2 separate regions of the Homo sapiens genome follow, and region 1 is linked to region 2. Evidence: read pairs that join two places in POLR2A ChIA-PET (ENCODE). Cell type or tissue: PC-9. All regions are shown on one strand. Each heading gives the region's core, and the rest is flanking DNA. Links, peaks and the distances in the headings are about the cores only. Region 1 overlaps LOC105375336 (a long non-coding RNA gene). Region 2 has its middle 6.0 kb from the start of LINC03011.

Evidence for each region. Peaks named below come from ENCODE experiments on the same cell type or tissue, not always from the same donor. Only the 100,000 strongest peaks of a DNase experiment are listed, where the experiment ranks them.
Region 1: POLR2A ChIA-PET joins it to region 2 with 11 read pairs; 6 of 35 experiments call an interaction of 5 or more read pairs at or near these places.

Annotation. Positions count from the first base shown.
Region 1 is chr7:66,033,933-66,039,314 of GRCh38, reverse strand. It overlaps LOC105375336 (a long non-coding RNA gene), which reads left to right. Exons shown (of 5, transcript XR_002956511.2): 2 at 1,139-1,261. Among named protein-coding and RNA genes, the nearest start is that of ASL, 39 kb to the left of the region's middle. In PC-9, for the core only: no CTCF peak of the experiment used is centred there; no DNase peak of the experiment used is centred there.
Region 2 is chr7:66,496,970-66,502,351 of GRCh38, reverse strand. No RefSeq gene overlaps it. Among named protein-coding and RNA genes, the nearest start is that of LINC03011, 6.0 kb to the right of the region's middle. In PC-9, for the core only: no CTCF peak of the experiment used is centred there; a DNase peak (open chromatin) is centred at 2,071.

The DNA.
Region 1 (5,382 bases), core at 238-5,237, 460 kb after region 2:
GATGGCTTACTTATTGATAGAGAAAAATCCCCACGCATCTGGTCACAGAAGTCTTCTGTGTTGATTGTTGTCAGGTGAGAGCAGAGGAAAACCAGTTTGATTCTCAACCAACTTATAATACATGATGCAATGTAAAGGCTGTGTAAATAGTTGTTGTACTGTGTTGTTTAGGGAATAATGACAAAAAGCAGTCTATCCATGTTCAGTGTAGAGGCAGCCATCCTAGGCCTAACTACATAGTACATGTCAGCAACAATGTAGCATTTTCTTAAACATTTTTTTTGCATGTTTTTCATTCCAGGTTGGTTGAATCTAAGGATGTGGAACCTGAGGCTAAGGAGAGCCGACTGTATAAATTCATTAGCTAGCATCCTAGTTGCTAGGCGTGTATATTTTCTGATTTTCCTAAGTGAAATGGTTTGAATCAAGGGGTTTTTGTTCTTGTAACAGCCTGTCCACTTCTGCCAAGTAGTCAGTGACTTCCTGTAACCAATCAAGAATTTTGCAGCCAGTAATTCATGGGAAAATGAGGTTTCCTGAGATAGACATGTGATTTGGGAGTGGAAGGGCCCTGGAGTGGAAAGGTCTGGAAGCCTAACTTCTGGTCCTCACCTGGTCTTCAACAGGAGGCGTGACCTTTGGAAGTCTGCTCCTTAGGATCTTTAGCAGAACCTTGAGTTGCAGATACAGTTGACCCTTGAACAACACGAGCTTGAACTTCATGGATCTCCTTATACGCAGATTTTAAAAAATAAATGCAGTTGGCCCTCCATATCTGCAGGTTCCACATCTGCAACCAAACGCAGAGAATGAAAATACAGTATTTGAGGGATGAGAATATACCTGCATATGTGGAGAGCTGGCTTCCTAGCTGCTGGTTCTGCAAGGCTCTCTGGGACACAAGCATGTTCGGATTTTGGTGTATGTGGGGGTCCTGGGATCAATCTCCGATACATACCAGAGGATGCCTGTATATTGTAACTCTATCAGACACTCCCAGAACCTGAAGCGAGGAGGCACAATGAACAACTCCTCTAAGTTTTTGCTACTTTTTAAAATTCTGATTGAGGAAATACCTACTAAGTAACTAATACATAATAATAATAATAATACCAGAAATTTCTTCTTTTTTTTTGAGACGGCGTTTCGCTCTTATCACCCAGGCTGCAGTGCAATGGCACGATCTCGGCTGACTGCAACCTCTACCTCCTGGGTTCAAGCGATTCTCCTGCCTCAGACTCCTGACTAGCTGGGACTACAGGTATGTGCCACCATGCAAAATATTTATATAGCAAAGTTAGGTATTTCTGTATATTAGGTATTTACTATTTGGCTAACTTTGTCTATAAATGATCATTGATATGGCTGGAAAGGTTTGTGTCAACTCTTTTATTCTTTTTATTTATTTGTTTATTTATTTTGAGACAGTCTTGCTCCATCAACCAGGCTGGAGTGCAGTGGTGCGAACTCAGCTCGTGGCAACCTCTGCCTCCTGGGTTCAAACGATTCTCCTGCGTCAGCCTCCCGAGTAGCTGGGATTACAGGCGCCCGCCACCACACCTGACTAACTTTTTTGTATTTTTAGTAGAGACAGGGTTTCATCATGTTGGCCAGGATGGTCTCAATCTCTTGACCTCATGATCCGCCCACCTTGGCCTCCCAAAGTGCTGGGATTACAGGTGTGAGCCACCGCGCAGCCCACTTTTTTTTTTGAGACGGAGTCTCATTCTGTCGCCCAGGCTGGAGTGCAGTGGCGTGATCTCGGCTCACTGCAAGCTCTGCCTCTCAGGTTCATGCCATTCTCCTGCCTCAGCCTCCCGAGTAGCTGGGACTACAGGCGCCTGCCACCACGCCCAGCTATTTTTTTGTATATTTAGTGGAGACGGGGTTTCACTGTGTTAGCCAGGATGGTCTCGATCTCCTGACTTCATGATCCGCCCGCCTTAGCCTCCCAAAGTACTGGGATTACAGTCGTGAGCCACCGCGCCCGCAGCCCACTCTTTTATTCTTGAATGTAATATATATAATTAGGAAAATGGACACTATCTTCTGTACCATCTTTTTGAGGTAGTGTCAGGATTTCTTTCTTTTCACAGCTGGAAATACTGATATTTAGAAAAGGTGGGTAATAGGTACTATAACATCCCAGTAACAGGACTGCAAAGAGGATACTCGTTTGCTAGCTCCCAAGAGAATGCTACAGGTTAAGTTGTTCATTGACTTCAGAAGCTGCCCAGTTTGCTTGTACCAGACTTTAGTTTTTCAGAGCATGACTTGATAGCATAGGCTGGGCATAGGAGAATTTGAGCAATTCTTTTCGTCGTTGCCTGCGTAAGAGTTGACTGTGTGGCAATTAATAGGCACTGTTTGCATGTGCCGTTTGTGTATGTGTGTGCTTCTGAGGAAAGTTCACCAAGAGATCATTTTGTTCTGTTTATTCGGAATTCAGTTTCCGAATAAACTGAATTGTTTATATCCATTTAATTGACTCACCAAGTTAAGCAAATTTTACAAATTAAATGTCAACTAGAAAGTCAACTTCAGTCATCTAATTCATTACTTAAGGAAATTAAGTAACTGCCTGCCTGTAGTATAAATTTAGACAGTCTTTAAAATGCGTTTGGAGTATTTGCTTTAAACACATGTAAATAAAATAAGTACTATTCTAAGTCCTACAGGAGAATATGAAGTTTTTGTATAGGTAAGCAGTTTCTGGAAATCTGATTGCATGTGAACGTATTACATAATACTAAAGTGTGAGCTGTAGAGCAGACAGTTCCAGCTTTGTAGAGATCTACAGCTTGTACATTTATAATTGCTAGATGTGTCCATTAAGTTCTACTAGCTCTAAAACACTTTTGAAGACCTGGAGCAGTAGGTCATGCTTGTAATCCCAGCACTTTGGGAGGCCACGGTGGGGGGGGAATCACCTGAGGTCAGGAGTTCGAGACTAGCCTGACCAACATGGAGAAACCCCATCTCTACGAAAAATACAAAATTAGCTGGGACATGCCTGTTAATCTCAGCTACTTGGGAGGCTGAGGCAGGAAAATCGCTTGGACCCGGGAGGTGGAGGTTGCAGTGAGATGAGATTGGGCCATTGCATTCCAGCCTGGGCAACAAGAGCAAAACTCCATCTCAAAAAAAAAGAAAAAAAAGAAAACAAAACAAAACAAAAAAAACTTTTGGGGCAAATGTATTTTACATCCTCAATTATAAGTTACAGTAATTTTATTTTTAACTTTATGGCATTCTTTATTTTAGTTTTACATTTTCATATTCCTTAACTTCTTAGCATGAAAAATTTTAAACCTGTGAAACAGCTGCAAAAACAGTACCACAAATACCTGTATTATACTCATTACCTGAAGTCACCACTTGTTAACATTTTGATTTGGGTATTTGCTACCCTTCCCCCTTCCCCCTTCCCTTCTTTTTTTTTTTTTTTTTTTTTTTGAGAGGGAGTCTCACACTGTCGCCTGGGCTGGAGTGCAGTGTTGCCATCTTGGCTCACTGCAACCTCCACCTCCCAGGTTCAAGTGATTCTCCTGCCTCAGCCTCCTGCGTAGCTGAGATTACGGGCGCCTGCCACCACACCCAGCTAATTTTGTGTATTTTTAGTAGATACAGAGTTTCACTATGTTGGCCAGGTTGGCTTTCTTTCTTTCTTTTTTTTTTTTTTTAATTAGAGACACTTGAGCCCAGGCTGGATCTAAACTCCGGGCTGAAGCGATCCTCCTTTCTCAGCCTTCGGAATAGCTGGGATGACAGGTGTGAGCCACCGTGCCTGGAATTCCCTTATTTCTTTTGCACAGGCATGAGCTTTCTCTCCATACACAGGTGCACACACTTACTTTACTGAACCATTAGAGAGTTGTAGACAGCAGATCATTTCACCCCTTCTTGGAAAAGGGCATTCTATGTAGCTACAGTCGCCTTATCACACTCAGGAAACTTAGCGCTGATATATCTACTATTATTAAGATACAATGTAGGCCAGGTGCGGTGGCTCATGCCTGTAATCCCAGCACTTTGGGAGCTGAGACGGGCGGATCACTTGAGGTCAGGAGTTGGAGAGCAGTCTGGCCAACGTGATGAAACCCCATCTCTACTGAAAATACAAAAATTAGCCAGGTGTGGTGGTGCATTCCTGTAGTCCCAGCTACTTGGGAGGCTGAGGTGGGAGAATTGGTTCAACCTGGGAGGCGGAGGTTGCAGTGAGCCGAGATCGTGCCATTGCACTCCAGCCTGGGCAACAGAGCCAGACTTTGTCTCAAAAAAAAAAAAAAAAAAAAAGATGCAATGTAAACTCACATTCCTTCAGTTGTCCTAATAGTGTTCTTTTTCCTCCCAATTCAGGATCCAGTGAAGAACTACACATTGCATTTAGTTGTCATGTTTCTTTAATTTCCTTTCCTCTGGAAGTTTACTTAGCTTCTTTTTGTGACATTGGCACTGTGACAAATGACATTGATATTTGAAGAGTCTAAATCTAACCCAGTTGTTTTGAAGACTGTTCCTCAATTTGGAATTCTCTGATTATATCCTCATGGATAGATTTGAATTAAACATCTTGGGGCTGGATTGCTCTGAGGGATGTCTTTCTCATGCATCACATCATTATTGGTGCTGTGAAATTGGATAACTTGATTAAGTTGATGTCTGTCTGGTTTCACCATATCCTGTTGCCAACAACCTGTCATTTAGTGTGGTTACAGTAACTTCTCAAGGGTAAAAACTGCCTTAAAAAAAAATTCCACAACACATACAGCCCGTTTAGGACTTCATAAAAAGGTAGATAAGGTACCTCTTGACCTTTTGTTAAATAAAGAAGGGCCTAGCATACATTGGCATTTTGTCAGAGTATTTAGCTGGGTTAAAAACAATTATCTTGCTGATAAAAGAAAATCAATGAATAAATCAGTTTCTGTCAGCCAGAGTCTGCAAAATGCAGTACCTGTGTAAACATCGATTGTTCTCTTGATCCCAAAACACAGATTCATTAAAACTTATGTGAAAGAGAGTTTTCCTCCTTTATATTTGTTCTAGAAGAGGCAAAGAATGTTCTTTGGATTCTTACATTACAGTATTGACTTTTTCAGTGGCATAGTAACTTGGAATGGCCAAGGACAAATTTTCGCAGAGCGTGCAATATTCTGAATGACAGAGAAGGGGCAATGATTTGGAAATGAAATTGTAACGGTGCACCTGGGATGGATCCGTTGGTCCTGAAGAGAAACAATATTCATATTTTTTCTCCAGTTAACTATTCCAGGAAGGGATGTCTTAACGCCTCATATTTTGGAGAGCACAGGGAGTTATAACTCAATTTCAAGCAAAGATAGGAGGAAGCCAGTGGGCTGATTTCCTGATTAAGCAGGC
Region 2 (5,382 bases), core at 131-5,130:
GACCCCCAAACCCCAAAAACAAAAACGAAAAACAAAATACCCACTAATAGATCCCTCTACAGAGTCACCAAAAATCCTAAAGCTGAAAGCACTAACAATGCCAAAGATTAGGAGGATGTGGTGTAACAGAAATTCATACAGCTCTAATGGGAGTTTACATTGGTGTACCCACTTTGGAAAACTGTTTGGTAGTGTGTGGTGGTGTTGGTAACACACTCAGATCTCCCTATTTTATTTTTTTGAGGCAGAGTCCCACTCTGTCGCCCAGGCTGGAATGTAGTGGTGTGATCTCGGCTCACTGCAACCTCTGCTTCCTGGGCTCAAGTGATTCTCCTGCCTCAGCCTCCCGAGTAGGTGGGATTAAAGGTGCCCACCACCACGCCTGGCTAATTTTGTATTTTTAGTACTTATGAGATTTTACCATGTTGTCCAGGGCGGTCTCAAACTTCTGAGCCCAGGCAATCCGCTCACCTCGCCTCCCAAAGTGCTAGGATTACAGGCGTGAGCCACTGCGCCCAGCCAGTTCACTCTTTAGTAAAATTTTTATAGCAATTTCTCATTCCATAGTGATTTCAGTCACTCTCAACAAATTCACTTATAGTTATCAGTATTTGAACTTTTGCAGGTGTTGTCATAGATAAGAAATTTGGCCAAATGGACTCTTGATTATTGCAGTAGAAATTCTGCTCAAATTAGGTAACAGGCATTTGAAGTTTTAAAATTATGCAAACTGTGTTCCAAAAATTTCACTTCTAGGGATTTAAGAAACAGTCATGATTGTACAAATAAATGTGCTGTAGGGATGTTCATTTAAAAAAATGTATAAAACAGGGAAAACCTGTAAACAACCTAAGTGTCCTATAATAGAATTCATTAAATAAGTTATGATACATACATATGATGAAATGTATGCAACCATTAAAAAATGTTATGAGGGGCTAAGTACGGTGGCTCATGCCTGTAATCCCAGCACTTTGGGAGGCCGAGGTGGGTGATCACTTGAGGTCAAGAGTCTGAGACTAGCCTAGTCAACATGGTGAAACCCTGTCTCTACTAAAAATACAAAAAAATTAGCTTGGCTGGGCATGGTGGCTCACGCCTGTAATCCCAGCACTTTGGGAGGCCGAGGCAGGTGGATCACAAGGTCAGGAGATCAAGACCATACTGGCTAACGCGGTGAAATCCTGTCTCTACTAAAAAATAGAAAAAATTAGCTGGGCGTGGTGGCAGGTGCCTGTAGTCCCAGCTACTCGGGAGGCTGAGGCAGGAGAATGGGGTGAACCCAGGAGGCGGAGCTTGCCATGAGCCGAGATTGCGCCACTGCACTCCAGCCTGGCTGACAGAGTGAGACTCCGTCTCAAAAAAAAAAAAAAAAAAAAAATTAGCTCGGCTTGGTGGCTCATGCTTGTAATCCCAGCTACTAGGGAGGCTGAGGCAGGAGAATCACTTCAACCCATGAGGCAGAGGTTGCAGTGAGCAGAGATCGCACCATTGCACTCTAGCCTGGGTGACAAGAATGAAGTTCCGTCTCAATAAAAAAAAAAAAAGGAAAGAATATTTGACATGAAAGGTATTTTTTATAATACATACATTAAGTGAAAGAGCAGATTACACCACAGTACATATAGTGTATTTATATTTTGAGAAAATATATATTTTGAATATTGGAATTATATACATCCAACTAGTAATGTTATCCATTGATTCATGGAATTACAAGTGACTGTTTTTTCTGCTTGTCCCTATTTTCCAATTTTTCTACAGTGACTGTACTTGCAATAATTAAACATAGTATGGTCATTTAAAATATGTCCCCAAATTCTCTGATACTCTCTTCAAAAGGCGGAGCCCAGTTCCTATCTCTTTTAGTGTGGGCTGGGTTACGTGATTCCCTTCTGACAGATAGGAAAAAGCAAAAGTGATGGCTTGCAACTTTGCAAGCTACATCATAAAAGGTACTATGGCTTCCTCCTTGCTCACTCTTTGATTACTCACTTGGGAAAGCCAGCTGTCACACCATGACACCTAAGCAGCCTGTAGGGAGGCTCATGTGACAGGAACTGAGGCCTCCGGTCAGCAGTCACATGAGTGAGCCATCTTGGAAACAGGCTTTAGGTGACTGCAGTCTCAGAGGACAGCTTGACTGCAATGTCACGAGACACCCTGAGCCCAGATGACCCAGCTATGCCACTCCTGAATTCCTGACTCACAGAAATGGAGTTCCTAAGTAAATATTTTATTTATTTATTTATTTATTTATTTTTGAGACAGAGTCTCACTCTGTCACCCAGGCTGGAGTGTGGTGGTGTGATCTTGGCTCACTGTAACCTCTCCCTCCCTGGCTCAAGTGATTCTCCCACATCAGCCTCCTAAGTAGCTGGGACCACAGGTGTGCACCATCACACCTGGCTAATGTTTGCATTTTCTGTAGAGATGGAGTCTCACTATGTTGCCCACGTTGATCTTAAACTGCTGGACGCAAGTGATCTTCCCACCTCGGCCTCTCAAAGTGTTGGGATTACAGGCATGAGCCACTGTGCCTGGTCCTAAGTATTTATTTTCAGCCACTAGGTCTGGAGTAATTTGTTACATAGCAGCAGATAAATAATACACGTATTTTCTATAGCGATCATATTTATAATTTAAATTGAATTAAAAAGGTTGGGAGCAGTGGCTCATGCCTGTAATCCTAGCACTTTAGGAGGCTGAGGCTGGAAGATCGCTTGAGCCCATGAGTTTGAGACCAGCCTGGGCAATATGGCAAAACACTTTCTCTACAAAATACAAAAAAAAATTAGCTGGGTGTGGGCCGGGTGCGGTGGCTCATGCCTGTAATCCCAGTACTTCGGGAGGCTGAGGCCGGCGGATCACGAGGTCAGGAGATCAAGACCATTTTGGCTTTAATAGATGGTGAAACCTCGTCTCTATTAAAAATACAAAAAATTTAGCCAGACGTGGTGGCAGGCGCCTGTAGTCCCAGCTACTCAGGAGGTGGAGGCAGGAGAATGGCATGAACCCAGGAGGCAGAGCTTGCAGTGAGCCGAGATCGCGCCACTACACTCCAGCCTGGGCAACAGAGTGAGACTCTATCTCAAAAAACAAAATAAACAAACAAAAATTAGCTGGGTGTGGTGGCGGCGTGCACCTGTAGTCCCAGATACTTGGAGACTATGGTGGGAGAATCACCTGAGTCAAGGAATTCGAGGCTGCAGTGAGCTGTGACTGTGCCACTGTACTCCAGCCTGCATGACAGAGTAAGATTTTGCCTCAAAAAACATTTTTTTTGGCCGGGTGCAGTGGCTCATGCATTTTGGGAGGCCGAGGCAGGCGGATCACGAGGTCAAGAGATCAAGACCATCCTGGCCAACATGGTGAAACCCTGTCTACTAAAAATACAAAAATTAGCTGGGCATGGTGGCATGTGCCTGTAGTCCCAGCTACTCGAGAGGCTGAGGCAGGAGAATCGCTTGAACCCAGGAGGCGGAGGTGGCAGTGAGCCGAGATCACACCACTGCACTCCAGCTCAAAAAAAAAAATTTTTTTTTTTAATTAACAAGTTCTAGTATCTAAAATGAGCAAAATCGTCACGTGTGGTGGATCACACCTGTAATCCCAGCACTTTGGGATGCCAAGGCACGTGGATCATCTGAGGTCAGGAGTTCAAGACCAGGCTGCAGTGAGTCAAGATTGCACCACTGCACTCCAGCCGGGGAGACAGAGTGAGACTCCATCTCAAAAAAAAAAAAAAAAAAAAAGAAAAAAAAAAAAGTAAATATGCGTTTGAAAAGAACAGCATCAGCCAAGTACAGTGGCTCACGCCTGTAATCCCAGCACTTTGGGAGGCCAAGGGTGGAGGATAGCTGAGCCCAGGAGTTTGAGACCACCCTGGGCAACATGGTGAAACCCTGTCTCTACAAAAAATACAAAAATTAGCCAACTGTGGTAGCACAACCTGTAGTCTCAGCTACTTAGGAGGCTGGGGGAAGGATTGCTTGAGTCTGGGAGGTCGAGGCTGCAGTGAGCCATGATTGCGCCACCTCACTCCAGCCTGGGCAACAGAGCAAGAACCTCTCTCAAAAAAGAAAAAAAAAACATGCAAAAAGAAAACAAAACAGAACAGCATCATTTCCTTATCATTAGTTTGAAGGAAGGGAATCACTGGTAAAAGTTTCCATTTTCTTTTTTTTGAGATGGAGTCTCACTCTGTTGCCCAGGCTGGAGTGCAGTGGCATGATCTTGGCTCACTGCAAGCTCCACCTCCCGGGTTCACACCATTCTCCTGCCTCAGCCTCCCAAGTAGCTGGGACTACAGGCACCCGCCACCATGCCTGGCCAATTTTTTGTATTTTTTAGTAGAGATGGGGTTTCACCATGTTAGCCAGGATGGTCTCAATCTCCTGACCTCGTGATCCGCCCGCCTCAGCCTCCCAAAGTGCTGGGATTACAGGTGAGAGTCACTGTGCCTGGCCAAAAGTTTTCATTTTCAAAAAAAGCATTAAAATGTAGTGTGAGGCCAGGCATGATGGCACATTCCTGTAATCCCAGCACTTCCGGAAGCTGAAATGGATAGCCTGAGCCCAGGAGGTTAAGGCTGCAGTGAGCAGTGTTTGTGTCGCTGCACACCAGCAGCCTGGGCAACAGAAGAAGAGCCTGTCTCAAAACAACAAAACATGGTTTACCACAACCAACAGGAAAATTCTGGATAAAGCTATGTATGAAATATTTACTGCTCTGCTCAACAAGGTAGTGCAGAGGTCAAGGGCAAAAGTCCTGGGGTCAGGTCACCTAGTCTGCTGTCTAATTAGCTGTGTCATCTTTGGAAAGGTACTTGAACTCTCTGTGCCTTATAATTCATTTTCTAAAATGTGGGCAGGGCGTGGTGGCTCATGCTTGTAATCCCAGCACTTTGGGAGGCCAAGGCGGGTGAATCATCTGAGGCCAGGAGTTCGAGACCAGCCTGGTAAACAAGGTGAAACGTGGTCTCTATTAAAAACACAAAAATTAGCTGGGTGTGGTAGTGGGCACCTGTAATCCCAGCTACTGGGGAGGCTGAGGTTGGAGAATTGCTTGAACCCAGGAGGCAGAGGTTGCAGTGAGCCGAGATCATGCCACTGCACTCCAGCCTGGATGACAGAACAAGACTCTGTCTCAAAAACAAACAAACAAAAAGTGGATAGCAGTATCTACCTCGAAGAATTGTTATGGGATTGACAGTGCAGAGAACCTAGCAACTATAAAATAAAAAAAAGTTTCAGGACCCTCTATAAATTTATCATGCCAGGAGGGAAGTTACACCCTGACCGAGTCACATAGCATGTTTGCAACTTCTGCTTCTGTTTTTTTTTTGAGACGGAGTCTCGCTCTGTCGCCCGGGTCAGAGTG